Regions from separate parts of the Homo sapiens genome. Here all the other regions are linked to region 3. A link is an interaction called in ENCODE POLR2A ChIA-PET data of the cell type or tissue named here. Cell type or tissue: HepG2. All regions are shown on one strand. Each heading gives the region's core, and the rest is flanking DNA. Links, peaks and the distances in the headings are about the cores only. Region 1 overlaps NOX3 (NADPH oxidase 3). Region 2 overlaps NOX3 (NADPH oxidase 3). Region 3 has its middle 15 kb from the start of TFB1M. Region 4 has its middle 8.4 kb from the start of MIR1273C.

What was found. ChIA-PET counts read pairs that join two places held together with the same protein. Peaks named below come from ENCODE experiments on the same cell type or tissue, not always from the same donor. Only the 100,000 strongest peaks of a DNase experiment are listed, where the experiment ranks them.
Region 1: POLR2A ChIA-PET joins it to region 3 with 14 read pairs; 4 of 35 experiments call an interaction of 5 or more read pairs at or near these places.
Region 2: POLR2A ChIA-PET joins it to region 3 with 47 read pairs; 11 of 35 experiments call an interaction of 5 or more read pairs at or near these places.
Region 4: POLR2A ChIA-PET joins it to region 3 with 11 read pairs; 4 of 35 experiments call an interaction of 5 or more read pairs at or near these places.

Annotation. Positions count from the first base shown.
Region 1 is chr6:155,440,720-155,448,369 of GRCh38, forward strand. It overlaps NOX3 (NADPH oxidase 3), which reads right to left. Exons shown (of 14, transcript NM_015718.3): 5 at 2,554-2,699. Among named protein-coding and RNA genes, the nearest start is that of NOX3, 11 kb to the right of the region's middle. In HepG2, for the core only: no CTCF peak of the experiment used is centred there; a DNase peak (open chromatin) is centred at 3,602.
Region 2 is chr6:155,395,624-155,403,273 of GRCh38, forward strand. It overlaps NOX3 (NADPH oxidase 3), which reads right to left. Exons shown (of 14, transcript NM_015718.3): 13 at 1,186-1,339. The coding sequence ends at 1,213. Among named protein-coding and RNA genes, the nearest start is that of NOX3, 56 kb to the right of the region's middle. In HepG2, for the core only: no CTCF peak of the experiment used is centred there; a DNase peak (open chromatin) is centred at 3,838.
Region 3 is chr6:155,325,298-155,332,947 of GRCh38, forward strand. No RefSeq gene overlaps it. Among named protein-coding and RNA genes, the nearest start is that of TFB1M, 15 kb to the left of the region's middle. In HepG2, for the core only: a CTCF peak has its summit at 2,407 (motif pointing right); DNase peaks (open chromatin) are centred at 2,414, 3,544 and 3,914; H3K4me3 peaks cover 2,008 bases.
Region 4 is chr6:154,841,121-154,848,770 of GRCh38, forward strand. No RefSeq gene overlaps it. Among named protein-coding and RNA genes, the nearest start is that of MIR1273C, 8.4 kb to the right of the region's middle. In HepG2, for the core only: no CTCF peak of the experiment used is centred there; no DNase peak of the experiment used is centred there.

The DNA.
Region 1 (7,650 bases), core at 1,678-5,677, 120 kb after region 3:
AAATTAGGGCAGCATGAAAAGAGCATTTTAAGATAAAATATTGCAAAATAAATCTGAGTTTTAAGTTTTTAATCTTCAAAATAACTATGTGGATCACCATGCTTAATTGCATTTTAACATTAATAAACACATTTTTTTGAGAGGTCCCTTGGGGCGTTCCTAATAAAGCAGCTGCACACTCAGTTCCCTTGGTAGTTGTTCCTTGCTCTTGCTTTTTAATTGGAAAGACCATGACTTGCATTTCTTTCACGCCATCTCCGGGGGCCTGGAATAAGGCTTGGTAAATCCTAGGTGATCAATAAAGGTACAGCTATTCTTATCTGGTGGACACGGCTAAACGGCCAGAATTCTGACCTGTGAGTGCAAGGGACAGTAAAATAGCCTTTTAGAATAGCATCACACAGCAGTTTATTTTCATTGTGAGTTTCCCATGTTCTTGCCAAGTCATTAGTATTCATACATTGTGTTACTATCGTTGAGACGGCCATGAGCTCAATAAACTCACTATATCTTTTGTCAGTAAAATCTCATTAATTTGGGCGGCTTTGAGATCTGGAGGTAATTCGGACAGGGACTTCTTCATTATTTTTTCTTCATAGAGCAAAGAGTGGAAATAAAATTGAAAGGGGTATGTCTCAAACATTTAAAATATTTTCTTCTCAAGTACCTTCAGGCATTTTAGAAATCCATTTACATCATATGATATGCTAATTTCACATCATTCTTCCTTGCCTATTAAGGCAAATCGCCATGTCTCTTTCTTGCAACACATTTATAGACTGGTTACAGTTGCAATGTATCCTCCAAAACAATCCCACTGCATCTCTAAAAATGCTCTATAATGTACACTCTGTGTTATTGATACTCATCTCTCTCCAAATACCCTAAATTAGAGGGTTTCCTGAGCTTAATTAGTACTTACATAGTATATTGCTTCTAAAATTTTGAAATTACTGCATTGGTAGTAGCTTTATTATTTTTCTAGTAAGATATATAATCACATTGCTTGAAAAGTATTTTTAATAAATACTATTTATTATATAGACTATGCAAAATGTTGAGATTTATTCTTGAGTGTGTGTAGCAATGGATTTTCCAGCGTCTTAGTGGGGAAAAACAGCAACCTCAGTAGGTGCCTAGACAAATGCTGTGATTCAATGGACGGACACAAAGGCATCCCCACTCATAAGGGCAGCTGTAGTTCTGATTCGGAAGTGTGAAATTTTTGCTTCCAATAGCTGTCAGCTAAGAAAAGGTAGCTCAAGCCGAGCGCGGTGGCTCACGCCTGTAATCCCAGCACTTTGGGAGGCCGAGGTGGGCGGATCACGAGGTCAGGCGATCAAGACCATCCTGGCTAACACAGTGAAACCCCGTCTCTACTAAAAATAACAAAAATTAGCTGGGCGTGGTGGCGGGTGCCTATAGTCCCAGCTACTCAGGAGGCTGAGGCAGGAGAATAGCGTGAATCCGGGAGGCGGAGCTTGCAGTGAGCCGTGATCGCACCACTGCACTCCAGCTCTGGCAACAGAGTGAGACTCTGTCTCAAAAAAAATAAATAAATAAAAATAAAAAATAAAAGAAAAGGTAGCTCAACTAAACCTGATCAATGGCCTGATATTGAAAATTATCTTAGGCTAATTAGGGGACATGACATGGAACAAGTGTCCCAAAACCAGATTTTGAGTTTTTGTTCTTTAAATAAGGCTGCATGGGGAAATGGTCACTTAAAGAGATGGCCTGGATAAGAATGGAGGGATTTTCATTGCTGAAGTGTATTGCCTTACGGCTTTTCTTGGGCAATAAAGATATTTTTAGTCTGGTCAACGTGCTGCACACATATGCCAATATGGTGGTATGTGGAAAAAAACTGAGATCAACCACAAAGAAAGAGGTAGGGGTGAATTAAGGGAGACGACCGTCTTCATCTCGGAACATAGATTGCTGTGGCTACATTTTTGGTTTTCTTTTTGTTCCCCATAGCTGCTGACAGTCTGTGCACACAGGTAATTAGCATTAATGATGTCACTGGCCATGCAGGTCTCATTATGAAATTAGCTGCTTTGCCCAGTATCTGATTTGGCAAAGCAGCTATTCACATATGTGCCAATGTATGAGGCATTCGGAGAACAGATCCGGAAAACAATCTGCAGATTGAAAATGAAGACATCCAATTTATAATCTCTGTGTTTAGCTGGCACTTCACCTTCTTTATGAGTCTAACATCAGTGAAAAAATATCTAATCCTGAACTGCTTTTAAAATGTTAAATTTTAAAATATTAGGAATTTAACAGGTTACTGCGTTTCTAGTGTGTGTGTGTATATATATATAAATTAATTAGGTGACATATCTTTTTCTCCTTGCTCATAACTTCCCAGCAACATTAATGAGAAAAAAATAACTTTTTAGAAAATGTGAAATTGAAAACAAATTCACATATAAATTCATTCTCCAGCTCTTTTATTAAAAGCTTTTCAATATAGCGTTCCTGATTAGAGGACTGGAAAAGGACGGATTTTTCAGGGGAGAAGCTTGTTAGCATGCAGGAACTCACTGTGGGGAAGGTCCGGACAGGGTTGAGGTAGCTCTCGTTAGGGGTGTTGCCCAGCTTGGAAAGTGCGGCCAGAAGTCCCTGGGCCTCCTCGGACTGGCTCCAGTGGTAGCGTTCCAGGTTGAAGAAATGCGCCACGATGTGGATGGCTAGGACAAGGAGATGACACCAAACATGCACCCTGTGGCTTGCTTTCTCCCTAGTTACTAAAAAATACAGTGTCTCTGTGCTCAAGTTTCTCTGTTCTGGTTTTTGTAATCTCCAAGGAAAAGTGATGTATTTACACATCTTTCCCAGTGCTTTGAGTGGAGTGGATTGAATACTTCCAAAGATACTGTACAAAAATCTCCACATTTATTTAAGTTATATTAATAAATAAAGTAAATCTCAGTTCATCATAAAGTGTATAGTTATCATGGAAGTGGAATAAATGTTATGATATCTCAGCATAATTATATATGAAATAATTCTAAAAGAAATAATGATATATAACTTCTTAAGAAATTGGAAAGCATTATTCTAGAGTACTGTACATTATACATGCTGATATGTATGTATATGATACTGTACAAAAATCTCCACATTTATTTAAGTTATATTAATAAATAAAGTAAATCTCAGTTCATCATAATTTAAAGTGTATAGTTATCATGGAAGTGGAATAAATGTTATGATATCTCAGCATAATTATATATGAAATAATTCTAAAAGAAACAAGTATATATAACTTCTTAAGAAATCGGAAAGCATTATTCTAGAATACTGTACATTATACATGCTGATATGTATGTATATAATGTAAATGATAGATACCAGGAGAGATATTGTTTTTGTTCTCTTTCAGCCACTCTATTTTCTGTTTATTCCTTTCCACATTTTAGTATACAGTAGTCCCCCCAGTCTAAAGTTTCACTTTCTCCAGTTTCAGTTACCTGAGGTCAACCACAATCAGAAAATATTGAATGGAAAATTCCAGGAATAAGCAATTTGTGTTTTACACTGCATGCCATTCTGAGTAGCATGATGAAATCTCATGCCATCCCGCTCTGTCCCACCTGGGATGTGAATAATCCCTTTGTCCAGCATATCCAGTAGCCCTCTTGGTTATCAGATCAACTGTCACGGTATCCCAGTGTTTGTGTGCGAGTCATCCTTATTTTACTTAAAAATGGCCTCAAAGCGGAAAAGTAGTGATGCTGGCAATTCGGCTACACCAAAGGGAAGCCATCAGGTGCTTCCTTTAAGTGAAAAGGTGAAAGTTCTCTACTTAATAAGGAAAGGAAAAAAACTGTATGTGGAAGTTGCTAAGATCTACGGTAAGAACAAATCTTCTATCTGAAATTGTGAAGAAGAAAAAAGACATTTGTGCTAGTTTCGCTGTCACACCTCAAACTGCAAAAGTTACAGCCACAATGCATGATAAGTGCTTATTTATGATGAAAAAAGCATTACATTTGTGGGTGGAAGACATGAAAAGGAACATGTTCTGATGGATGGCAGTCGGGGTCAGTACTATCCCCTGTTTCAGGCATCTGCTGTGGGTCTTGGAATGTATACCCCGCAGACAAGGAGGGACTACTCTATATGTATATATACCCCTGCACATACACATTCACACATAAATTTGCATGTGTTATTTCTGGTGGATTGAAATAAGCCATTATTTATGGAACTAAATGTACCTTCTGTATATTCTTAAGAAGTAAATGGAGCTTTCTAATTCTGGGACTTGGTGGTGTCTAAATTCTAAATGAAGAGAACAAGCTTAAGAACCCAGCATCGTCTGGCCTGAGGATTCTGTGTCTGATGCTGCTCTTTCCAAATCTGTTGGGAAGCCAGCAGTCACAGCTAGACAACAACATACCGATGCTTTTCCTGCAAATGAAACTCCCGCTGGGTGGCCAGTTGATAACTGCCATTGGGATCAGATTCGTGTGTGAAATGAGAATTCATTGCCCGGGGTATAGATAATTTCCCAGTTGATATCTTCTTTTCTTCTGCACCCACAGTGAGAAGTAGCAGGGCCTATGACTATCATAAAGTCTATACAGGTTGTGAGTGAGTTACGGGATCCTCCGTGGTTGTACATTGTGGGTTGAGGTGTGGAAGAAGATGTGATGGGGAAAAAGAAACAGCAAGAACTTCTGAGAATATTCGTGTCATTTTGGTCCCTGTGGTCCTAGGAGCAGATTTATTTAGAAATGCTATCTTCTATGCAACCTCTTTTCTTTGTCACCTGAGTTCCTGCTATCACTCCCTTTTCTGATTTGCAAAATTTTCTACGCATGCCTTACAACTCACTTCAAAAGTTGACTTCTATCACACATTCTTCAATTTCACCAGCACAAATGATAGTATGACCATAGCATTTCTCAGATATTACTGTTGCAGTATCTATTTATCCCTGCACCCCTGATGAACTTTGACTTCTCAAGGATGGACTTTATTCATCCTTGAAACCTCAGCACCAGTTTGTATTTGACAATTATTTGCTTAGTGACAATGAGATTAAAGAAAGGTAGAAGGGGTAATGAAAGGGTAGGAAAATCAATCTATAAATACAACCTTGTTGGAGTAGTGTTTTCTCTGCTGACATATACATATATATATATATATGCTATATATATATATTATATATATGCTATAGATATATAATATATATGCTATAGATATATAATATATATATGCTATATATATATAATATATATATGCTATATATATATATATAATATATATATATTGCACATTTTTCTTTAGCCTTTAAGTTGAAAATCAAGTCAAATATACTTCAGGTTGAGGCTCACCCAAGAAGGCAAAGCACTCGATAGTGTTTCCGCATCGTGATGTTTACTGCTTCCTTATGGCTTCAGAGAGGTTAGCACCCACGAAGTACTATGTTTCCTCCCTAGGTGCTTTGTCAAAATATACAGCCATGTCTATGAAGGTGCTGCCTTGTTTAGCCTCAGCATCCACAAAGCTGGAAAGGCTTATCTAGCAGGAGTCTTTTCCAATATGCTACATGCAAAATGGAAACTATTTGCTAAATTGAACACAAACATTGTCCAGTATTCCTAATTGCTGTTTTCTGATAATTATCTCGACGTCTTTAAAAAGCAGGTAGTACGTCTCATAGCAAACATATTGAATATTTACTATACAACAGACACTGTTGTAAATGCTGTAGGCATATTACCTGATTTAACCCTCCTCAGGTATCAGCCTTCTTCTCATTCGACAGACCAGTATTCAAAGAGTTAAGGAATTTGCTGTTGATTCGTGATGAAAGTGGTTTAGTGATTTGCGTGACTCGGTGCCCCATCTTTTGACCATCAAGCTGTATTGCTTCGTTTGACTAATGAGCAATTATCATACCTGATTTTTAATTGAAAACTAGTTTTTTCTATGGGCTTAGATAAAACTCTGAATGGTTTACCTGGTGTCTTTAATCTAGAGTCCAACCGTTTCTAAGGCTTCTGGCTGATCACAACATTTGGAGTCCTCATTGTAGGTTGGTGTAAATGCTCCTTTTATATTCTGCCCCTTGACCCTTACTCCTCTCCTCCTAGCTTTCTTTAATTCTCTCTCCATAGACTAGGGCACTCCAGACAGGGAGTGAAGCTGTTCCCAATTTACAGAAATAGAAACTGAGCTTCGGACCAAGTTAACTGATGTGTTTACCATTGCATAATCCATATATGATAGTCAGAAAGAGAAGGCAGGATACGTTTTTTATATTTTATAACTTCTTTTTTGCAGGATAAGTTTTTATATTTTATAACTTTTTTTTTTTTTTTGAGACAGAGTCTCCCTCTGTCACCCAGGCCAGAGTGCAATGGCGCGATCTCAGCTAACTGCAAACTCTGCCTCTCGGGTTCAAGCAATTCTTCTGCCTCAGCCTCTAAGTAGCTGGGATTACAGGCACACGCCACCATGCCCAGCTAATTTTTAGTAGAGATGGGGTTTCATCATGCTGCCCAGGCTGGTCTCAAACTCCTGAGCTCAGGCAATCTGCCCTCCTTGGCCTCCCAAAGTGCTGGGATTACAGGCGTGAGCCACCACGCCTGGCTTTATATTTTATAACGTTCTTCTTCTCTGTAATGAGTTGTTGATTGCAATTTGTTTTCTGTTAGATTGATTTCCACATGAGAATTTGACACTGTTAAACTAAATTTAAGTATGTTGATTGAATGAACAAAGATATTAAACTATTTACTTATTCTTGTTGCCAGGTCTCCCATAACAGAGCTGAAGAAACTAATGAAGGAGTACGAGAAAGCCCCAGATGGTTTTCAAGAGGCAGCTTCTGAGGGAATTTGTAAAAACTATTCTCTCCAGTATTTGTCACACACTTTAAAGTTCATGTCTTACATGTTCCCTTGCTCTCGCTACCTCCATTTTGTTTTCTTTCACAAGGTAGAACATACAAAGTGGAATATTTTATTTATCTCAGGCATTCTCAGAGAGAAAACTGCTTATGCCGATTTTGTTTGTCTAAACATTTTATTTTCCTCTTAGATCTGATCCTAATTTTACAGCAATCTTGGCTTGGAGCTAAAGATATACCAACCGCTAAATTCAGAATTGTTGTGACTTGATAGACACCAGGGGAGATACTATTTTTGTTCTTCTTTAGACATTGTATTTTCTATTCCTTCCCTTCTACATTTTAGGCTTTTAAAAATATAAGTAGCCATGCTGTTTATGTTACAGGGACAAGGGCTACAGAGGTGGGATAAAACAGTGATATGGTTTGATTTCTCCCTCCCTTAGTCATCAATATCATTTCATGTTATTAGATTTGATATTAGTATGTAACAGAAAGAATACTGAAGAGGATACTTCTCAGTCACCTAACTTCTTTTAGGCCCTTTTTTTCCCATCTGTGAAATGGGTAGATTGTACTAAACAAGGTTATCTAAGCCCCCTTCCAGCTGTGTGGCTCCTGTGTCTTTCTCTGAAGTTAACTGGGAGCATATTTATCATCTAAAAGGGATTTGTAGACCAATATGGAAGTAATGCAAACACAAAGCTCATGTTTTCATGTTTCCAAAGCCAACTCTGGCTTAATTGGGGCTCTTCAGTCTTGCAGTAAATCCAACG
Region 2 (7,650 bases), core at 1,474-5,473, 70 kb after region 3:
GCTACATACCAGTAGTAGTGTCTGGGGCTAAACTTCAAAACAATCTTGAAATATTAGAAAAATTCTAAAAAATTAATCAATATTAGTAGCAAGAATTATAAGATGTGAGGACTACTTTGTAAACATCTTGGGAGTAAAATAGCTGCATAGTATAGAAAGACTGGCGCAATGGGAATTAAAAAAAATCTCAGTTATTTTGTGGGGCAGAAGTTGAGTAGGAGTATAAGTGTTAAGAAGACCACAGACCAAAATGTGGTAGAATAACAAGCATTTGTTAAAAGAGATTGAGAAAGAAATATGAAAGGAAGACAGAAAGGAAGGAAGGCAGAAAGAAGGAAGAAAAGAAAACATAAAATTTATTTGTAAATATATGGCATATAAGCTCTAAGAAAGTCCCTCTTTTGCTCAATACTAGTCACGCTTCTCAATGCATTTTAAAAGGATGTGAAGAGATGGAATTGAATTTGAAAAAGAGTAACAAGATGATGGAAGGGCTTGAATATATATCCTAGGCCAAAAGGTTAAAAATTTAGTATTGTTTGGACCAGAAAAGGGATAGGAAAGGGATGATTTGATTATCATTTTCAAGTATCTAAAGGATTTTTGTGAAAGATAACCTCCATTGGTGATTTCTCCGGTCTACAGAGGATGAACAAAAGCACAAAAGGAGCTTAAGTTTAAAGCAGAAAAGATCAGGTTTGGATATAAGGTGGGTGTCTCTGCCATCAGGGAAATGAAAATTTGAAATGATTTCTAAAGGAGACTTCAAGCCAAGAAGCAGCGTGAGTCTCCGTGTTGGATGTAATGTAGGGAATGGAAACAAGTTTGGGAAAGACAGCCTATGCCAGGGGTCAGCAAGCTCCAGCCCACAGGCCAAATCCAGCTCGCCCCCTGAGTGTGTGGATGGTCGATGTGCGAAAAGTGACTTTTACAATGTTTAAAAATTTCATGTTATAAGAAAATTATATGAAATGTGACTTCAGCGTCCATCAGTAAAATATTATTGGAACACAACTATGCCCATTCATTGACGTTATTGTTTGTGGCAATGTTGGCACTTTACAATGGCAGAGTTCAGTAGTTGAGAGTCGGACCATACAGTGCATAGAGCCTAAAATGATTACTGTTTGGCCCCTTATGGGAAGAGTTTCCCAATCCCTGACCTGTATGATTGCAGCCACTTACACAATGCCTGGACTTGACCTCCAAAGTCTAGAAGCTCTCCTTGTTGTAATAGAAATGAACACCTCTGGGGTCAGCTGATGAATACAAGTGGCACATCTTTTGAAGTGTCCTCGAGAGAGCTTTAGGTCCACAGAAGAACACGCCAATACTGCTGCTGCAGTAGGGGTAAGAAAAGGAAATAAAATGTCACCAGGAGGCAAGGCCAGCCAGAAGCCAAGACAATGATAAGATTAATGAAGTGGTTGTGGCTTTACTTATTTATTTTTCTCCCTCCATGTCGTTTTTTCTTAGATTCTTTTTTTCTACCTACTTTCAGCACCATGCTCTCTCCTAGGTTCCCAGCATCCTCCCCTAAATTAATCAGGGAGGTGGAGCCAAGAAGACTGAGGCTGGAAAGGGGCCATGAAACTGTTGAGGGGTTTTGATACAACACCCTGCAATGTTGGCACTTTACAATGGCAGAGTTCAGTAGTTGAGAGTGGGACCATACAGTCCATAGAGCCTAAAATGATTACTATTTGGCCCCTTATGGGAAGAGTTTCCCAATCCCTGACCTATATGATTGCAGCCACTTACACAATGCCTGGACTTGACCTCCTTTTTGGCCAGGTGACCTTGATTCATGTCTTCTTGGATACGTGACCAGATGTTAACTTCCTGAGAACATAAACCTGGTCTGTTTTATTCCAGCACCTGGAACAGTGCCTGGCATACAGTGGACAATCAACACACATTTGCTGAATGAATGACTAAATGGCTTTCCTGAGTAGTATCTGCGTGGTCTTGGGCAAGTCACTAGACCTCAGTTTCTGCATGTGGAAAAGATGATAAGGACTACGTTGTATGTTTTATCAAAAGCAAGATGAGATAATACATTCAAAAGGGTTTTAAAAAGGTTAGTTATCACTAATATCCTGTTCAGCCCTGCCTTTTTATAGATAATAAAATTAATGCTAAAGTAATAGCAATTTAATTAATTTCTCCTGTTGGAATTACTTTAATTTTCAAAGAAGGCCAGAAGGGAGAGCTGGAAAAGAAAAAGACATTGCTGAAAATATAGTCACCCAAACGTTGTCATCTCTAATCTTGACATTTCAGAAAACTATGTCAGAGAGATACTTTTTGCATATAGTGGCTATCCCAGAGCTGCTCAAATGCCTTGCAACTTAGCCTACATATAAACACCACATCTGCACAGGGTTTCAAAGTTGTTTCTGGAAGTTGGGGTGCATCAGTCTCTATAGAGATTTTTAGAGACCATGTCTTTTTTCTCTTGTCTTGAATATTACTATTCTTTGTAGCATTTTTTCCAATCTCTAGTATAAGCTGAATTAGTTACTCTAGTGTGGATCAAAAGTTCTCAAGCTTTACTGTGCATAAAATCATCTAGGCAGATTGTTGAAATGTAGATTCCTAGGCTCGAATCCAAGGAATGCATGTTTAGTGAGGATCTCGGGTGGTGTTGAGGCAGATCGCCCTGTGAGCCTCACTTTGAGAAACACTGTCATCAAGACATTCTTTGGGCTTCAGGACCAGCTCACTATACCATCTCTGTTTCTTCAGACATGGATCTTGCTGGGAAGTGCCTATAGAGCCTAGTTCTTCTTAGCTCATATGTTAACATGGTTCTCTGCCATGTGTCATAGCCACATTTTAACTGTGTGTTCCAGGACCATCACATCCACAGTAGAAATTGATGGTTCCCCTGCATTTCAAACTCCAGCTTCAAAGGAACTTATCAATGGCTTAATTTACAAATGACAATATGTTTAAAATGTAGCAGTACTACTTTCAAAGAAATCATTCCCATGGCTAAATTTGAGAAAGTAATTTTTCAGAAAATATTTCCCATGGAAAGGTATGAGTTTATGGCTTAATGAAGAGATTTTGAGGTGTTTATGGAAATAAAAGGCAATGGTTAAGAGTGCTCTTGGCTCCACCACTTCGTTGCTGGGTAACTTTGGGCATGTCAATTACCTTCACAAAGCCCCCAGTTTCTCATCTATAAAATGGGGAGAATTATAGAATCTAGCTCCGAGAATCTCTGTGAGGATCAAGCAAGACATTGCAGGTCTGGCCGCTGGTCCTGTGCTTGGCACATGGTGTGCTCTCAGGAATGGCTAGCTTCCTGATATTATTTTCCCACGCGATGGCTATTGGTGTCTGCCTGCTCCGTGAAGCTGAACAGAAGAGGTGGTGCGGGGTGTTAACACAGAGGTGATTATGTAGACTTACTGAGATCAGCACTAGATTTTTGAGCTCTGGACTGAAACATTTTGAATGGTAGATGGATCAGGCGAGACCCTTCCCAGTGAGGAGTCACAGCTTTGCTTTGTGTCTGATGCCCAGAGGTGTCCTTGCATCTATTTTCAAAGATGCTGTTATGGGTGGTGATATTTTTCCATTAGTGTAGATGTCACCAAAGAGATTGCCCACTGGCCCACTCCAATGGGCTAAGACTGCTCTTTCGTTTGCAGCAACAGTAACTGCAGACCTGATGGTGCCCTTTGATGCTCTGCCTTTAAGACTCCATTTCAAAGGATTCTGATTGCTGCTGCCTGGTGTTCTCCTGGTGTCCCCAGCAGTTCACAGCTCCCCTGAGTCTTTTGAAGTTGTGGCTATCACACTGCACAGCTAAGTCCACACTTTACTCAGGGGCCATATCCGCCGTGGTGATGCAATCACCAAAAAGTCTCACAAAGGCCATTTATTATCTACCTTCTGCTAAGGTGGAAAGGTCAGCCCTTCACTGGCTCTCTGTGCATCACTGTCCCCACAGACAGCACAAGCAGTTTGCCTGGCTTACTCTTCTCGGCATTTGTGACTCCAAGTATGGAGAACTTCTTGTCACAAATGCATACTGTGAATCACAGGGCAGAGAATCCAAGCCAAGTGTTTAAGGGACAGATGTGGCAGCTTCCCTTTTTTTTTTTTCTTTTATGAGGCAACGGACAAGTGCAACAGAACCCTAATGGGGTTGGTAAAGAAAAAATTCTTCTATAAAATTTAATTACCCACAATCGCTTGGAATTAAATAGAGATTCTCCGCAAAAGAAGTATAAAAACGCAAGGTGCTATTCTTCAGTTTACAGCCTGCAAGCCACAGAGCTTGCACACGCATGGGGGAGCTGGATCGGGGACAATGTTAATGGCATTGATCAGTCTGGGCTGCTGACTTTGATGAGAAAAGGACAAATTTTACACAAGCTGCAAAGATGGCTAACATTCACAGCATTATTTTTAGCTCTGATAAACAATAAAGAAAATTCTCCTTTCCCTCTCTATGTCTGCTAAATAACTATTGTGCTCTTCTCTGTGGGGTTGGTGCATTTTTCAAAAACAGTTCAGCGATGCCATGCATGAAAGGCATCCAAAATATCACCCACCAGGAGATTTCAGCCCAGCAGATATATGGGCGTGTGGGTGCGCCCGGGAGTGATCCCACCACCTCGCTGAATTCCCAGGTTCTGCTGCCGTGAGCCCTTCTCTCCTTAAATTGTATGTTTGTTTTTATGTGTTGGCTTTTATGCTTGGTAAGTTATAACCCTGTAGGGGCAGACCCTAAACCCTATTTAAAAAAAAGCAAATTACTTTATACCCTGAGTGCATTCTGCAAATAAAATCGATAAACAGAAGCTTCCCGTGGATTTATGGAGGCTTAGAAAGAAGATGAGAGCTACAAACTCTGTATCAGACAATGGACACAACTTCTGGTTAATCCTTTCTAGTGAGTGTTTTTCATTAGAAATGCCTCCAAATGATTCATCACATAATTATATTTTGTACAACACCTTCTTTTTTCAGAACCGCAGATGATAATTGTGCTGGCCAGCTTTTTTTTTTTTTTTAACCTATCTCCCAGTTAATTTGTAGCAGCCTACGACATTACTTTTCTCTGTGTCCTAATTACTCAGTTGCTCATGAGTTGCTGCAGATGTCCCTAACCAGGCTCACTGTTGTGATTCTGCTCCTGCCCACACTCCACAGGCTCTGTTTTCTTTGGCAGCCAGAACTGTGCTGTTCGGACACTTGTCCCAGCTCCCTCATTGGTCTCATGGTGCTGCCACTTGCACATACTGGCCATTTTGCTAGGCTCTGAGGTGCATAGATAAAGTTGCTTATAGCTATAAGCCCTTGAGAAGCTTATGGTCAAATGGGGAAGAAAAATGAAAGCAGATGACTTGTAGCATCCGATCCCAGGGAATGGTAGAGCCATTTTTGCCAACCCTTCCCCACCCCAATAAAACAGTAACATATATATGCCTTCATGCATAAGTAACCAAATATTTTGCCAAACTAATAATTTGATAGATAGGTAATGCCATTGAAGAAATTTTGCAGTATAATGATAAATCCACCCTGTACTCACCCATCTCTCCAATCCCCCCTACCACAAATGGAGTAATTTCAGCAATTTTTATTGAATCTTCACTTGGGTCTAACCAGAGAGATTGATGCCCTCTCATGGGAAGGAACTATGGGAATATGCTGACAATTTCCTCATCATAAGTTTATGGTGTCTTTATTTTTCCCATGAAGCTGTAACTTATCATGTGTTGTATTTCCATTTAAGTCTATTTCTTTGAGTATTCTGAACATTTTAGTCACATAATGAATGTTTAGGATATCCTGTTAGATAAAGGGCCCTGTATGCTATAATCAGAATGCTAATTTCTTAAAAATATCATTTTAAAACATTTTGCACATATGCACATACAAATGAGAATTGAAGGGTGCATACACAAGCAAATGTGGGTCCAGATGGACACATTTACTCAATTTAGTATAAAGGTATTTTCACGTTTCTGAAAACAATAGGTGGTCTAAAATACATTCATGCAATATGGATTAGAAGCCCCCAATCATATGGTAAGTTGACACCTTTCTTCATCGTTAGGTTGGGTTAAACTGTTCTAACAAATGGTAGTACTCTTCTATTTTTTTTTCTTCAAAGTTAAAAGAAATACGTCTACTGAAATTACAAAAAAAAAAAAAAAAATGACCAAACTTTAAAGTTTTTATGGTAATTAATTACATCAAATTTACACCTAAAAGGCGTGGTGAAGTTATTAACAGATAGGTCAAAAGTAGAAAACTACAAATATTATCTGAAGGGTAAGATCAAAGATTTAAGGCCTATGGAAAATTATTTTATTCAATTAATTAAAAGCAACTGATCCACAAATTCAGAAAGCTGAGTATCCGTACAATGTGTGTTTATCAAAAAAGTAACTAGATGTGACAACGGTATTTTTATTTTCATTCTGTCTACCTTCTTGGAAATATTTTCCTGATTTTCTGAACATTTACCTAAAGCTTGTGAACGTATTGACAATGTTTACAAAAAATGCAATACAGTTTCCATTTTTGAAAAAGATACCTTTCTCTAGATTAGTAAGACATAGATGGCAATGAATGTATTTAATTAGCCTACTATATTTTAATTGGGAGAATAATTTTTAATGTTTTTGTTTCATAGTACTTTTCTGTGCTTTATCTAACTGAAATACTATACAATTTTCACATGCATGTGAATTTGAATATATCAATAAAAGGCTTATAATGCATCCACTTAATATTTGTTGACTGTCTTTCAAAACTATACTTGTGTTTTTGTAATATAGCTAATATAATTACCAAAATTAATTACAAACAAAAACAATAGAACACACTTTTCTATTTTCTGTCAGCCTTTGATCTATTTTTAATTTTTCTTCTCTCTCCCTTATTTGTATTCATTTTGATGCCCATCAATTTGTTTCTCTATTACTGTTATTTTTGCAATTTTCTGGTTCCTTTATAGCTTGTACTACTCTCTTTGATCTGCTTCCCTTCAAGCTTTATTTTTGGTCCTGTTTTTCATGTTCTATAAAAAATCTTTTTGCCCCTCTTCACTTTATTCTTTTGATTTAACTCCTTCTTAGAACAAGAACAAACTCCAGCTTTGAGTGAACAGGTAAATATTTTTGAAAGAGTAAGTCCGGAGAATCCTCGGCTTCGTGCTGATGAATAGAAATGGTTGAGAGCCTACTTCAAAGGCCCTCAAGAACAAAGAACCTTTTCTGAGGCCACTAACAAATCCACCAATTTCTTCTGACCCATCTTTGCCAAAAGATATGAGCTAACGACAGGACAGAACCGTCTTGTAAGAGTAGCCAGGCAGGCTTGGGAACAAACATATCCTTGACATAATAAGGGGAAAACATACTGTTTATCTCTTTAATAACCATCCCGAGGAAAATTAATGTTACTTTGTCCTTTGTGCAGAACAGTAATTGGATTGTGTGTTTCATTTACATCTGGACAAAGGCCAGGATATTGAAATACTTCTCAATATTAGATTTTCTTGTTTAAAAATTAGATTTTATTGGCATTCTCTTTCCGAGATTTCTTCATTAAAAGCTTCATTAAACATAAATCTCCTTTTACACAGCAGAAAACAAAATTATTTTAAGGAGGTCATTT
Region 3 (7,650 bases), core at 1,373-5,372:
CAGTCATTAACCAGTTTGTCATAGGTGTACTCATTGTGGTGATGTATTTTGAGTTTATATTTTATTCATTGATATCAATATTTGGTGTCAAAAAATTGGGGTATTTAATTTTTTCCAGTGTATTCACATGACTCACTTGTGTTTATTAATTGTGTTATCAAATAATCCATAAGCCTATCATTATTTTTACTCTATTCTTCTGACTGCATTTGATATGCTGAATGTTTTTGTTGCAATTTACTTCTTGATATTGAAATAATTTCTATTGATTTTATTGCTCACTCTGTTGCTTTTGTGTCTTACTCTATTACTTTTTTATTGACATTTTCTCTCAGTTCTTTAAATACTTGATTTAAAGATAGCAGAAAGAACACTCCATATTCTCCCAACAGGAGTCTGTAATTTTACATTTATTTTACTGAAATGTTCTGAAACATCTTGCCAAATTTCAGTTAAAATGTGTATTTCTAACTCAATTTCCCCTTTAGCTAGATTCCCAAAGTACTCTCCGTCACCAGAATACAACCTGAAAAGAGACAGTGGTCTTGACTGACTAGGGTTAAAATGTCTTGCCTTTGTAAATTTTACAAAAACATATACCATGTGAGTAGATTTCTAGAGCCCTTCCCAAGGCTTGAAAATGGCTTGTTCGAGTGATAGGCCCTGACATTTCAACTTCTCATGCTTCCTAGTTAATCTGCTTGTATACAGGGAGAAAGGCCAGACTGAACAACCTCTTGGGACACCATTATTAGAGACTAGATGTGTCATCAAGGCAAAACAGGGCTTCTCTACAATGCAGAGTCAGTTGTTTGTATTCCCTGAAAATCAGGCCCTGAGGCAAGGGTGTGGATGCAGGTTGTTTGTTTAATTGCCCCTCCTGGAGAGGTAATCCCAGGAAGCACAAGTGAGGAAGTCGGGAAAATGCCATGGGAAAAGGAGAAAGGCCAATTCCAGGGGTTAGGGAGTAGTTTCATGTTAGGGCTCCAGGGCAACTGGGGCTCAATCCCAGGGGATCTTTTGAAAAACCGTGTGCAGCCCAACTCAGCATTGTCCCACCAGAAGCTGGGGAGGCTCCAAAGCCCCCAGGCATGGAAGACAGCAGGGGAGGTGGGGAGCTGTCAGTTTGCCTGGATCACAGCTGCAGATGAACTCAGGAGGACCATACGGATCTGGGGTGGGGCAAAGCCAGGCAGCATCCGCTACCCTCTGTGAATCTTATTCACCTGAGTTTAGGAACTCAGAATTATTTAGAGTGATAAGGACTCTTCAATGTTGTGGATCTTTCTCATGCCATAAAGAGGATTTTGAAGTTAGTGGACAATGTGAAGTCATCCCTAACTTGCCAGAGGAAGTGTTCAAATCCAAGTACTGAAATTCTAGAATCAAGACATTTTGAACCAGAGATGAGTATTCTTTTTTTTTTTTTTTTTTGAGACGGAGTCTCCCTCTGTCGCCCAAGCTGGAGTGCAGTGGCGCGACCTCGGCTCACTGCAAGCTCCGCCTCCCGGGTTCACGCCATTCTCCTGCCTCAGCCTCCTGAGTAGCTGGGACTACAGGTGCCCGCCACCATGCCCGGCTAATTTTTTGTATTTTCAGTAGAGACGGGGTTTCACCATGTTATCCAGGATGGTCTCGATCTCCTGACCTCGTGATCCGCCTGCCTCGGCCTCCCAAAGTACTGGGATTACAGGCGTGAGCCACCAAGCCTGGCCAAGTATTCTCTTTAAACTGAAAGAAGGCATAGTTAGAATTTCTAATTGCCTTTAATTAAATCTATCACCTCCTAAGTATAAACAAAAGTGGTGAAATATTTTTGGATATACCAACAATGAACAGTTCATTAATGAGAATGAATTTTACCTTTCTGACGGTTCCCATTACATAACTTTATTCATTTTGAGGAAGGCAAGGGCTGACCATTTTATGCTCATCTACTATGGTCACCTATTAAAGGCTGGAATTATGATAATCCAAGGGGGAAAATAAAATATTTAAAATGAGATTGGTCTAAGTAGGAGAATGAACATCAGGCTAAGTGTTAATTTTGTCCCATTTAGTCAGCTCCATAAATCTTGAGAAGCCATTTTTCTTCTCTGTGCCTCAGTGTCCTCATCTGTATGTTAGAGGGCTTGGATTGGCTGATCCTGAAGGTCACCTCCAGTTCTGAGGTAGTCCTTGAAAACATGAGGACTGAAGCCTGGCCTAAGGCATGGGTCTTATTGTGGTATTGTGGACTTGACCAAATGTTAACCTTTCTGACCTTCAGTTTTCTCCTCAGAAAAATGAAGGGGCTGGGCTATTCTTTAAGGACACCTCTGTTCTGCAGTCCAGATAAATAAAAGTGTGAGGGGAAAAATCTGGAAAAATGCATAGAGTGAAGCTCAGCATGGCCACTGGGTGGCGATCTTGTTCCATGTTAAGAAAAATTTTATGGCATTTACCAAGAGTTTCAAAGTTTGACTTAGCATAGTGAAGAAAGACTTTCAAAAGGATAAAAAAACAGGGCAGCAAAAACCAGAATTATGGGGGAAGTGACAATAAACAGCAATGCCAAATAAGAGACATAAAATCCCTGTAGCCAAGGCAGTAAAACATAGAGGGGTATATGAGAGTTGTGTTTTGGGTATTATTTAAAGGAATATAGGGAGAGGAGTACATTGTAAATTCACATAGTTTTTGAAAAACATGACATAAAAGTTAACTCTAACATTTAAAAATTAAACTTGTAGAATTACCAAATACCTTAAGACTGTGCTAGAGTACTGAAGTCTAAACTTGAACAATCCAAACCAAATCAGTAAACATTTGTTATTTCTTTTGTTTAAATCTCAAAGGAACACTTAAGGGAATTGTAACACTGTTCCAATCTTTTGATATTAAATCAAGTGAGCCAATGAACAAGTTGTGAGCTTTTTTGCATTTTATGGGAGGAGGTGGTCTGTCTCACTTACCTTGAGAATCTTGGGATGATTGTTCCTGGGGCTAGCCATTGCCCCTGCATTGGGTTGAGGGCCATTTCTCGGGGAAGAGCCGAGCATTGGGAGGAATGCAGAGGATAAAGGTTCTCTGATCATAGTGCCGCCCACCTCTATCTCTAGAAAAGGTTATATTCAAAGAAAAACACAATTTTCCCACCAAAGCACCACTCGGCATGAAGGGAAGAACCCAGAGACTCGAAGAGGACCAGGTTCACACTCCTGAAGATGGCAGATTATGTCTCATGCAATAAGCCGAGATCTGACAGCCAGAGGATGACTAGGCCACAGTCTGCCATTTCCTGTTGTTGACTTTTCTGTTCACCATCCCCTCTGGTTTTCTCCCAGTTAGTCCTTATCCTCCTTTTGCTAGGTGGATACAGGTTTCTTCTGAGGGCCAAAGCCTGGGCCCTATTGCTCTGGTTGCCATGGCTGTTTCTTTTCTCTCCTTTCCTTTGATACATTAGCTATTAGCTTACGTAATCCTCTCACCGGTGGATGTTCCCATTCAAAAGGCAAAAAAAAAGTTATATTGCTAAGTAACCTTTAACAATGAATACCATTCATTATGTATTTGCTTAATGATACAAAGGCATTGTTTGCTCTATTGCAGGTGATAACAGCAGATCAAAGACCCCGAGGCCGCCGGAATGTGCTTGAGAAGAGCCAGCAGAGACTGTGTGGAAATTATGCTTAGCATTTATGTTGCACTTTATACTCTTAAAGGATTCTGCAATTATTAATTAATTATCCCACACAATAGCTCTATGAGGAAGGTCAGTGTCAGTAGCTTTATTTTACAGATGAAGAATCAGATAGCAGTTAAGCGATTCCCCCCTTCCCACCTCAACATTTAAAGATCTCATGTCAAAGCAGACCTGGGGTGGGGGCAGCAGGTAAGTTACAAAGTGACTGAAGAGTAAACAGACTAGGGCTGCCTCTTGCCCAGGCTCCACTTCCTTTGATCTGTCTTTTGAAAGCCCTCTGAACATAAGCTAGGTTCTGGACTTGCATACTGCCTCCCTGGGCAGCCTAGTTGCTCTTGCTGTGCTTGTCTTTTCTACATATCCACTGTTGTGTGTGTAATTTTAATTTCCTTTTCATTCATTCATTCATTCATTCATTCATTCAATGAAACTTATTTGGGCATTTATTGTAGTTGATTTGGTTAGGAATATAGAAATGAAAAACATGATTCTTGCCTTTGAGGAACTTCAATTTCTTAATAGGGACACACACAGACACACACTGCTGGAGGACATGGGATGAAAAAGGTGTTAATTCTTCTTGGCAGCATCACGAAGGTCTACACTGAGGAGATGGTGTTTGAGCCAATCTCTTGATAATGCCATGCTTGTGATCCAAGCAGCAGGATCCTGATGGTCCCTAAAGGAGAGATGATAGAAGGTATCCTGAATGTCGGCGACTTCACATTTGCGAAGGCCAAAGCCTGTTAGGTCAGGCCTCCTGTTGGCTAGTGTGATAGACTCTTATCCTATAGTGTTTTAATTATTTGTGTGAATGTTTTCCCTTTTTACGAGACTAGAAACAATTTTAAAATGAGGACAAATTCTGACGGCCCACAGCATATTGTAGGGAATAACAGCAGGAATAGCTACCATGTATCGAGTAAATGAGCCTATTCTGTTTAGTGCTTTACATAGCTGATTAAGCCTGCCAAAAACCTTTGAGGCAGTATTGTTCCCCCACACTGTTTTTTTTTTTTTTTGGGAAAGTTTAAGTAATTTGCTCATAGCTACATAGTTCTGTGTGCTATTGAACAAGCTTATAGTCCCCACATGTAGCTTATAGTCCACGGCAGAAGACAGACATTAACCAATAATAACCATATATCAATGTATAATTACAACCTGTAATAAAGTCTCTGAAGGAAAAAACAAAACATGCAGTATAGGAGAAGCTAGCACAGAATGACCAGATCTGCCCTTGGGCCAGTAGACGTGAGGAGAGATATGAAGGAAAGGCCAAGGTCAGGGAGCGCGTACCTGGAGGTTCTGATGGTGAGGCTGAGTAATGAAAGATACGTGGGTGTTAGGTAGTCCAAAGAGAAAGCATGTGCAAAGGCCCTGGTGTAGGAGGGAGCTGGGAGTATCTGAGAATCAGCAGGCAGGTCTGCTGTATAGAGGAGATGACTGGAGAAGGAGAGGTGGCACATCTTGTAAGATTGTGTAGGCTAGGATAGAGCTTGATGTTTAGAAATGATAGGCATTGCATTCGCAGGTTTTAAGGGAATGCATTCTTTGATGAGATGAATAGTCAATCTGGGTGCAGTGGGGAGAGCAAATGGGAGAGGAGTCAGAGTGTGAGAAGGGAAAGTGGTTAAGAGGGTATTATAGTAATTCTGGGGTGAAATAATGGTGAGGCCAGGGTGGCAATGGTACACAGGGTGAGAAACATGTGTGTGAGATATTTGCAAAGTCAAGGACAGGTCTTGGCGATGGGTGCGAAGAAGTGGGGTGGGGAGGGAAAGGAAGGTGTCAAGGCTGATTCCCAGGTTCCTGGCTTGGACAGGTGAATGGTTGGAGATATATATAGGATGTGGTTTTGTATGCTGGAGGGGGACCAGGAGTTTGAGAGGAAGGGTTCTTGAGTAGGTGGCAGAGGAATAATTTGAATCTAGGTCTGTTTTTCATCAAAATGTGCTTCTCATCAATTCCTGAAACATACACATATTTTTGGAAATCCACACTGAATGACTCTTCCATCTTGCTAGTTCTGATCAGCTTCTATTGTCACCACTGTGATCTTCCGGAAGAAATGCATTCACTTTTGTTGCATAATCAATAAGTGACATCGGTGGGAGAAATGTCCATCCGGACCGGAAGGTATGGGAGGTCCTTTTTGGGAGGTGATACCTGTAATTCCTCAAACCTTGCTATTCAGCAGTGAGAGTTACGCTGCCTACGTTGAGCTCTGGCTCAAACTGCTAGGGTTTGAATCTTGCCCCATGACTTGCTATCTCTGTGATGTGGGCATATTGTTTAACATTTCTAAGCCTCCCTTTCTGTAAAAAGGAGATAATAACAGTATCTTCTCCATCATGAAATTGGCTGAAAGATCAAGGCTGCTGCTAGCCCACAGGACACCTTTGTGTGAATTAGAGAAAGGCTCTCATTCCTCAAGTGAAAAAAGAACTTTTGAAGTTAGTATATTATATACTATCATTAATTACAATTATACAAACATAAAGTCATTCTGAATAAATACTGTACATCAAATGATTAAACAATGTAATATTCATTTTGAATTTTTAATTACAATTAGAAAATCAAATTTATAGATAACAAGTCAAAAATTTTAACAGCAGTTAATTATAAAATTTCCATAGCAACAAATAAACAAGTGCTCTAATATAATCAGCAGATTGTTACATAGTAATCTCTAATTTGTCAATTTAATACATACTTTGTATATTATTGATGCTAAATTATATTAGCTATTACCTAGTTATTTGTATCATAATGAAAATGCCTGTATACTTAAAATAGAACTCTGCTATCTTACTTGAGTACAGAAGACAAGTGCCAGAGTATATGAAGTATAAAGATTTGAAAAAAATTTAAGATACTAATCAGTTAGTACTTCAGTGAGAAAAAAATCTTATTTAGAAATGTAGGTTATTTTGAATGTTGTTAGATCATCAAGATCTTTTAATAATCAAATATATTCTTCCTTTGTAAGTCCAAGCAAAATGTAATATATATCAATCCTATTAAGTAAGACATTTTACTGCCACCTGTCAGTAAACTATCTTCATAAATATATAGCTCTGTCATCTTTAAAGTTAGCCAAGTTATGATAAAAATATGAACAGTCTTCAAAATGATAAAAAGGGCTATGATGTGACAGTCTTTTTAGTTGTGCTACTCTCATGCAATGTCCAACCTAAACCATTGTATGCATTGGTGCTGGGAAGGATTACAAGAGATAATTCTATAAAGTACTTTATATGCGTAAGGACTATTATACACTGAGTGATCACTGGATGTTAGTGTTTTATTTTTTATTATTAAACCTATGTTGTAATTGTGGTGTTTTAAAATGCCCTAGTTGAAGTCCTAGTTTCTTTTTTTCTTGGAGACAAAATTTCGCTCTTGTTGCCCCGACTGGAGTGCAATGGCACGATCTCAGCTCACCGCAACCTCTGCCTCCTAGGTTCAAATGATTCTCCTACCTTAGCCTCCTGAGTAGCTGGGATTACAGTCGCCTGCCACCACACCAGCTAATTTTTTGTATTTTTGGTAGAGACGGGGTTTCACTGTGTTGTCCAGGCTGGTCTCAAACTCCTGACCTCAGGTGATCTACCTGCCTCGGCCTCCCAAAGTGCTGGATTTACAGGCATGAGCCACCGTGTCTGGCCTCTAGTTTCCTTTTTGATTAGTACTGAATGTAAATTGTCAGTGTGGATAAAGTAGTTTAAAGAGAGATGCTCGGCTGGGCGTGGTGGCTCATGCCTGTAATCCTAGCATTTTGGGAGGCCGAGGCAGGTGGGTCCTTGAGGTCAGGAGTTCGAGACCAGCTTGGCCAACATGGCGAAACCCCCATCTCTACTGAAAACACAAAAATTAGCCTGGCGTGATGGCGGGCACCTGTAATTTCAGCTACTCAGGAGGCTGAGGCAGGAGGATCACTTGAACTTGGAAGGCAGAGG
Region 4 (7,650 bases), core at 1,788-5,787, 480 kb before region 3:
ATGCTTTTTTAGAATGGTAGATGTTAATAGATGGTCTGTGTAATTAGTTTCCTGGGCCTCCTGCAACAACATAGAAAAAAATGGGTAACGTAACATTTATTCTCTCACAATTCCAGAGGCCAGAAGTCCAAAATCAAGGTGTCAGCAGGGCGATGCTCTCTGAAGGCTCTAGAGGAGAATCCTTCCTTACCTCTTCCAAACTTGTGGCAGTTCTCAGCAGTCCTTGGTGTTCTTGGCTTGTAGATGCATCACTCCAATATCTGCCTCCATCACCCCCCAGCTGTCTTTCCTCATATGTTTTTGCATCATCTTACCTCTGCGTCTGTGTTCAAGTTTTCTTCTGCTTATGAGGACATCGGTTATATTTGTTTAGGAGCCTACCCTATTCCAGTGTGATCTCATCTTAGTTACATCTACCATGACCTTATTTCCAAATAAGGTTACATTTTCAGACATGGTAGTTAAGACTTTAACGTATATTTTTGGGGTTGAGAGGACACAATTCAGTTGGTAACAGCTATGACAAAATTGGGTAAATTGATGAACATCTTAAAAAAAACACAGTGGAAGAGGCAGGCACTGTAGAGTGACAAAATACATCTTTATAGAAATTCCATGTTAAAATTATTTTGTGTTATAATAATCAAATTTAAATACCTAATACATATATTACCATTAAACAGGATAGTCAGCACTACCTAGTTTTTTAGCTGAATTTGTAATGTCCATATGTTTATGTTTCTTTAGTAATACTTGAACTAAAGGAATTTGCAAAGAAAACCCAATAATATTAGTATTACATCAAAAAGTTACTGTGTATTTTTCTTCCATCAAGAAATAATGCTGACTTTTAAAGGTGGAGGAGTTTTTAGACTTCAGTAAACATAGGTACCCTGAAAATGTGCACTGTTGTATCTTTTCACTTTTGTATGTCAGTGCTTTGAAAGAATGGACAATGTTATCATTTTGTTTTGTCTGCTTATTAAAATTTTCTCCCTAGTGTGATGTGACTATCATTTTGCCATTTCAGTGTCATATTAGAAATGGTTGTTTTATTTACCAAATAAATTAACCAATTCGTTCAGTATTTTATATATTATTAGACGTCTAATACTTTTTAAAATTTTCTCACAGTATTAACTAGCAAAATCTATTTGATTAAGTAAAAAACAGCTTTGGGTCTGACTGAAATCCAACTATATAAGTATATAGGTTCTTACTAAGTAGGTGCCTTATAACAAGGACTCCAAAAGTTTTTTTTTTTTTTTTTTTTTTTTAAGATGGTCTCACTCTGTCTCCCAGGCTGGAGTGCAATGGCTCAATCTCGGTTCCCTGCAACCTCCGCCTCCTGGGTTCAAGCAATTCTTCTGCCTCAGTTTCCCAAGTAGCTGGGACTACAGGTGTGTGCCACCATGTCCCACTAATATTTGTATTTTTAGTAGGGATGAAGTTTCACCATATTGGCCAGGCTGGTCTCGAACTCCTGACCTTGTGATCTGCCCACCTCAGCCTCCCAAAGTGCTGGGATTATAGGTGTGAGCTACCGCGCCTGGCCCCCTATAACTTATATAGAAATCTGAATGGAGAATTCTGGTTTTTGTTTTGTTTTTGAAGAGCACCAAAGCAATTAAAACACTGCTTGGCACGTGGAACTATATAGGTATTCACTATTGCTTTAATTGTCAATAATGGCTAATGGAGACTGGGACATCTAAGTTAGTGTTGTAGATTAATTGCAATCAATTAAATTATTTTTGCAAATTTGAGTATACAACCCAAAGTTTGGGGAAAAATGGAGTTGTATAGTTCTGTCTCCAAAGCCTCAACTTTTTGAGCTCTATTTGAGTTTCTGGTCCTTAGTACCAACCTTTAAACACAGCTGTCTAATTCACTAGGCTATTGGCATGCTTCCTGTTGTCCCAGATGGTGGGTCTGTCACGGAGAGATGACTGTGATCTAATTTCAGGAAAAATGATTAGAAAGTTTCCTTCCTTTTATTAATTGTCTAAATATGTCGAGATAGTAATAATTAACTGGTTAAAGACAGTGTAGCTGATTTTCTTATTCAATTAAGTAGGAAAGTTTTAAGAGTAGATTTTTTCCATGGGACTTGAAAGAGGCCAATTTTTTTGAAATGGAAAAAGATATCTTTTTCCCATGAATATATTCATGATAAAAAAGTTATCACTGAAATAAATTAACCATTTCCTTAAATTGTGTCTGACTCAGTCCATTGTATGAAACACCATATTTAGACAATTTTTAAAGATTGTTATACTTCTCCATATGATACAGAGAATTTGAAAAGCATATTTAAAGCCATTTTATCCCAAAGTCTGTCAAATAAAATTTGAGACCTTAAAAGAAATATCTATTTGGGGGAGAGAAATGAACTTACTTAACTAGGACTGATAGCAAAATCTGTGCAGTTATGGAATGTAGGGATTCTAGATATGTATATTCTAATTCTGGAATCTAGTCATTCGTAATAGCCAGTTTAGGAAAACAGTAGGGATCTTGGCCCCAGTGGGAACCACAAGCGCCACAACGGTGATACTTATCTGAACTTTTAAATGTAAAGCAGTCATTTAATTTCTTATCAGAGCTTAAAAACATAACAGATGGACTTTTTAGGGGATAATATTGTTGCCCTCACATTTCTCTTAATAGTAGGGTGTGTGTGTTAATGGATAAGGAGAAATTCTGATGCGGGGGAGAGTTCATTACAAGTTATAGAAATAATTTTGTCCCAACCAACCTCTTTAGCTATGTTAGTATTGTAGTTATCCTGTGACTGTAAACACGAGTATGACCTTAGTTTTTTTCTAAGCCACCAAACATCAGATGGAAGTGATTTTAAGAGGATATATAGGAATAGTGTAGCTATATCTTGCACAGTCATGATATCTGCATTCAGATAATTGAATGAGGCTAACACTTTGTGGTTAGTCATTAAGTCCTTTCAGGTATTTTGTGGGTTTTTTTTTTTGTTTTTTTTTGGGTTTTTTTGCTTTTCTAGAGGAATACTTTGCTACTTTTCCCTTTGTTATAAGCAGTTACGATAGCTCTTCATTCCTTTTTGTAGCTTCAAGTGGTTGGTGACCTGGTGGAAAAAGAAAGTAATTATGCAACACTGCCTTTTGTCTAGTTGGTTGTAAAATACCTACCTAGGCACACTGAACAAGAGCATCTATTCCAGCTGGGAATGGATGAGCAGGGTTAATTTTTTTTTTTTTTTTTTTTTTTTTTTGAGATGGAGTCTCACACTGTCGCCCAGGCTGGAGTGCAGTGGTGCAATCTTGGCTCACTGCGACCTCCACCTCCCAGGTTCAAGAGATTCTTGTGCCTCAGCCTGTTGAGTAGCTGGGATTACAAGTGTGCACCACTATGCCCAGCTAATTTTTGTATTTTTAGTAGAGATGGAGTTTCAGCATGTTGGCCAGACTGGTCTCAAACTCCTGACCTCAAGTGATCTGCCTACCTCGGTCTCCCAAAGTGCTGGGATTACAGGTGTGAGCCACCATGCCTGGCCTGGCCTGAGCCAGGTTAATTTTTCATGATAAGGACTTTTAATTGCTCAATGAGTAATCTGACTTTACTTTTGTTTCTCTCTTGGCTATTTACATTTTTAGCTTAACATTTCAAATTAGTTTCTAATATTCTAATACAGCTCATAGTTGGAAATAACGTGTGTAGATACATACACATATATGCATGCGTGCATATGCGTATTCTATACCTTAAAAGAACCTTCAAGTAAGCCTTGTAGATTTTCTTTTGATCTTTTTTTTTTTTTTATTATGGTACCTTGAGTATTCTCTCAGGAATTAGACAACTTAAAACCAGTATCTTCTTTCTCTGCATAAGTCTCACATCTGTTTACCAAATTCTTAGCATTTAGGTTTTTTTTTTTTTTACTTATGTATGCATATATTTTATTCTGAATTTATGCCCCTGTCGTAAGTTTTGTTTCTTCAGTTTCTTCTGGGATATCTTTTTTTTTCTGTGCAGCCACAGAACAATTATGGCTTAGGAATAATTTCTTTCCAGCGAGGATCATCTCCATGTAGCCGAGGGAGCTCACATACAAATTAATCTGACCATGAGCTCTGAAAGGACAGTGGCTAGCACATCTTGGGTGTTTGATTCACCTGGATGTGCTCAGTGACCAGAGAATTTCCATCTAAACCTCGAGTTCAGCGTTACTCCCTGTGTATTTAAACATGTTCAGGAAGAATTTAGCTTTGTTTTTGGGCTACCAACCCTGTGTCTAGCCCACTGTTTGGCCTGGGCACACCTACCAACTCCACCCTGTAATGTCAAAATGGTACACATTGTTTCTGTAAAGTGACATCTTTCGGATAACTTGGTGATCTTTTTGTACATGCGTACCTTTAATGGCCTGGGCATTTTCACAAGTGTTCTTGAGTGAACATGACAACTTGAACCTCTTGATTTGCATGGTTTTGTGGCATTTTCCGGATCAAGAGACTATCAAACCGTTTTCACCTCAGTCCACTTACAGGGAGAGCAAGAACTGGATCGTTGAAGACTGATACGTTTTCTCATCAGGAACAACTCAGTCTTCATTAGTATAATGACATCTGGGCAGGGTGGTGGCTCATGCCTGTAATCCCAGGACTTTGGGAGGCTGAAGTGGGCAGATCACTTGAGCTTAAGAGTTTGAGACCAGCCTGGGCAACATGACGAAACCCCATCTCTACAAAAAATATAAAAATTAGCCAGTCATAGTGGTGTGCACCTGTAGTCCCAACTACTCGGGAGGCTGAGGTGGGAGGATCACTTGAGCCCAGGAAGTTGAGCCTGCAGTGAGCCATGTTTGTGCCACTACACTCTGGCCTAGGCAACAAAGGGAGACCCTGTCTCAATAAATAAAATATAGGATAATGATATCTGTAAATTCTCCAGTAACCAGAGATTAATACTAAATGTATACTCAGGGTAGAGGAGAGTAAGCAAGAGAATCACCTGTAATTTTCAAAGCAGTAATATTACTGAGAGCTGGCTGAAAAATATACTAACCTTCAGTCATTTTTGAGTCATTGATTCATATTCTGATTTATTATAACCTAACAGTGCTGTTTCAAATTAGTACCCATTGCTCTTAGTCGCTTGGGTACTGTGGTTCATTTTGTGGATTTGCTTTAGCTACTTTGTTTAGACCATCTGCCAAAAGTTAATTGAGACTGTACAAGGCTTCCAAGAGAGAGCAGATGTACCCATGGCTGAGAGTGGTACAGCAGTGGACAGGCATGTGTCCGCTATTGGCCTTTGACCTTTTTAAGCAAGGAGAAACCTTTCTTCTGTTGTGCTTTTTTGTGACTTTTGGTTTGTTAACCACTATTCTAAAATCCTTTATATCATACTGATGAATGCAAAGTGAGGTGCTTTTTTTCAGTGAGTCAGTGTGCATGTTCAGGATTGATTCATTGGAATAAAAATAACGTTCGGCTAATTGTATATTAAGAGTACATATAGGGACATGTTAAACAGAAGGTTTCTTGGGGTGATTTTTTTAAAAACCCAAAATTTTAAACATCAGGTATTTTATCTGGTTGGGGAATTAAGCCCAGGAAAGAAAAACCTCTAGAATATTCCTACCCATACAGCCTGATGCACACCCGTGGGCCGTCTTTAATACTACAACTTATTGAGTAAATGACAATGCATAGCACTCTCAATGCCCTCGTGCCACCCTAATGATTGCTCTACCTTTCTGCTTTCAAAAGACAGTACAATCTGTAATTTACCTCTGTAAAAGGACTATTGAGACCCTAACACCTTTGCTTCTGGGTTTCCCAAATCCTTCTGTTCTTAGTTTTCATCTGTAATTAAGAATCTTTCAAGCCCCAGAGGACAGACTCACATACTTTCCCACAAGTTGAACGATAGAAAAAACCTTGAGCCTGGGGAAAGTTAACATTGTAATGTCCATCAGTATTGGAACTTAACCTTCTTGTGCTACCACACTCCAGTTTCTGTCTAGATCCTTGAAAAAAAAAATATAAAAGGTGCACCAACATTCCTCTCCCTCTCCCAAGAGACACATGCTCTATCTCACAGGTGTGGCATATACCATTAATCTATCCCAGGACTCTACTGCTTACCCAATATTTTTCACATTTCTCCAGGCAGCCACTGTAAGTCACAGTTTTAGCATTAGATCTGAAACCTATTCTTCATCCCTGGTCATGGAGCAATTTACCACATAAAATTGTATGCCTTTATTAACAGTCGTTAATGTTAGTTTGCAGTGTCTTTTTAGTTTGTACTATACAATTTAGTACTTAGGATGATTTGTGAATTGTTACATGTTACTGCCCCTTGATTAACACCATACCAATACCATTCTTTGTCTTCACTTGCCTTGAGATGCAAAATCACATCTTGCGCAATTTAATCATTCACATGTTTATGTTCCTGAGTTAGTATTTTTAATCAGAGAGGAATACAGATAACATTTATTAGCTCTAAATTTTATAGATGTCATAATGCCCTAATGATATTTTAGCCTTCTTTTTACCTCTGTATAGGGAAAGGAATCCTTAATGGAGTTGTTAAATGGAATAACTACAACTTTTGCCAATTGTTTTAGGTTTGACCTTGTCAAAATTGTTTTAAATTATTGTTAAAAACATACTACTACATGGCCTTTCAACCCAGTTAATTTTTTTCAGATGTTAAAACTTTATTTTTAAAAAAATGTTAAAGGGGCAATTTATTTTTATTGAACTGCTTTGAAGGAAGAAATTTTATAAGGGAACAGAATTGAAAAGAAGTCAGAAAAAGAAAAGGACTCATACATTTGTGTTATTTCCAAAAGAAAACAAAACTAGTGAGAACCCAGTAAAAAGATTGTTTTAGAAAAGCACAAGCATTGTTTACCACCTTAATATATCCAGATTCTTTTTGAAATCAAGTTTTCGTGTTTATGAAATAATGGGCCCAGGAATGAATATCCAATGTGATCCAAATATATTAGACTAAAATATCCTGTGAACATGGAAATCAATGCATATGGCCTTTCTGACTTTTTAATATTGAGCACTTTCAAAGATTGGATCCATATTGTTAAGAAATGTAAAAACAGCCTGGGCACAGCGGCTCACGCCTGTAATCCTAACACTTTGAGAGGCCAAGGCAGGCAGATCACTTGAGGCCAGGAGTTCAAGACCAGGTTAGGCAACATAGTGAGACCCTGTCTCTACTAAAAGCAACTTTAAAATTAGCCAGGAGTGGTAGTGTGCACCTATAGTACCAGCTGTTTGGGAGGCTGAGGTGGGAAGATTGCTTAAGCACAGGAGTTCAAGGCTGCAGTGAGCTACGATGGCACCACTGGGCTCCAGCCTGAGTGACAGAGTGAGACCCTGTCTCAAAACACAACAAAATAAAAGAACAGTCTCATAAATATTTTCACTTTGGAACTTGACCCAGTCAGTGATTTCAAACCTAGTATTTTCAATTAATTGAAGTGTCTAGTATAATAAAATCTGATTTGCTTAATGTTGGCTCTGAAGTAATTTGACTTAATAACTTGTAACAATAGATACAGAGTTGTTTTTCTGTCTGTAGCTTAAGAAGTGAGCTGGGTATTGAAAGCCTTAGATTTGCTAACTATAATTGAATTAT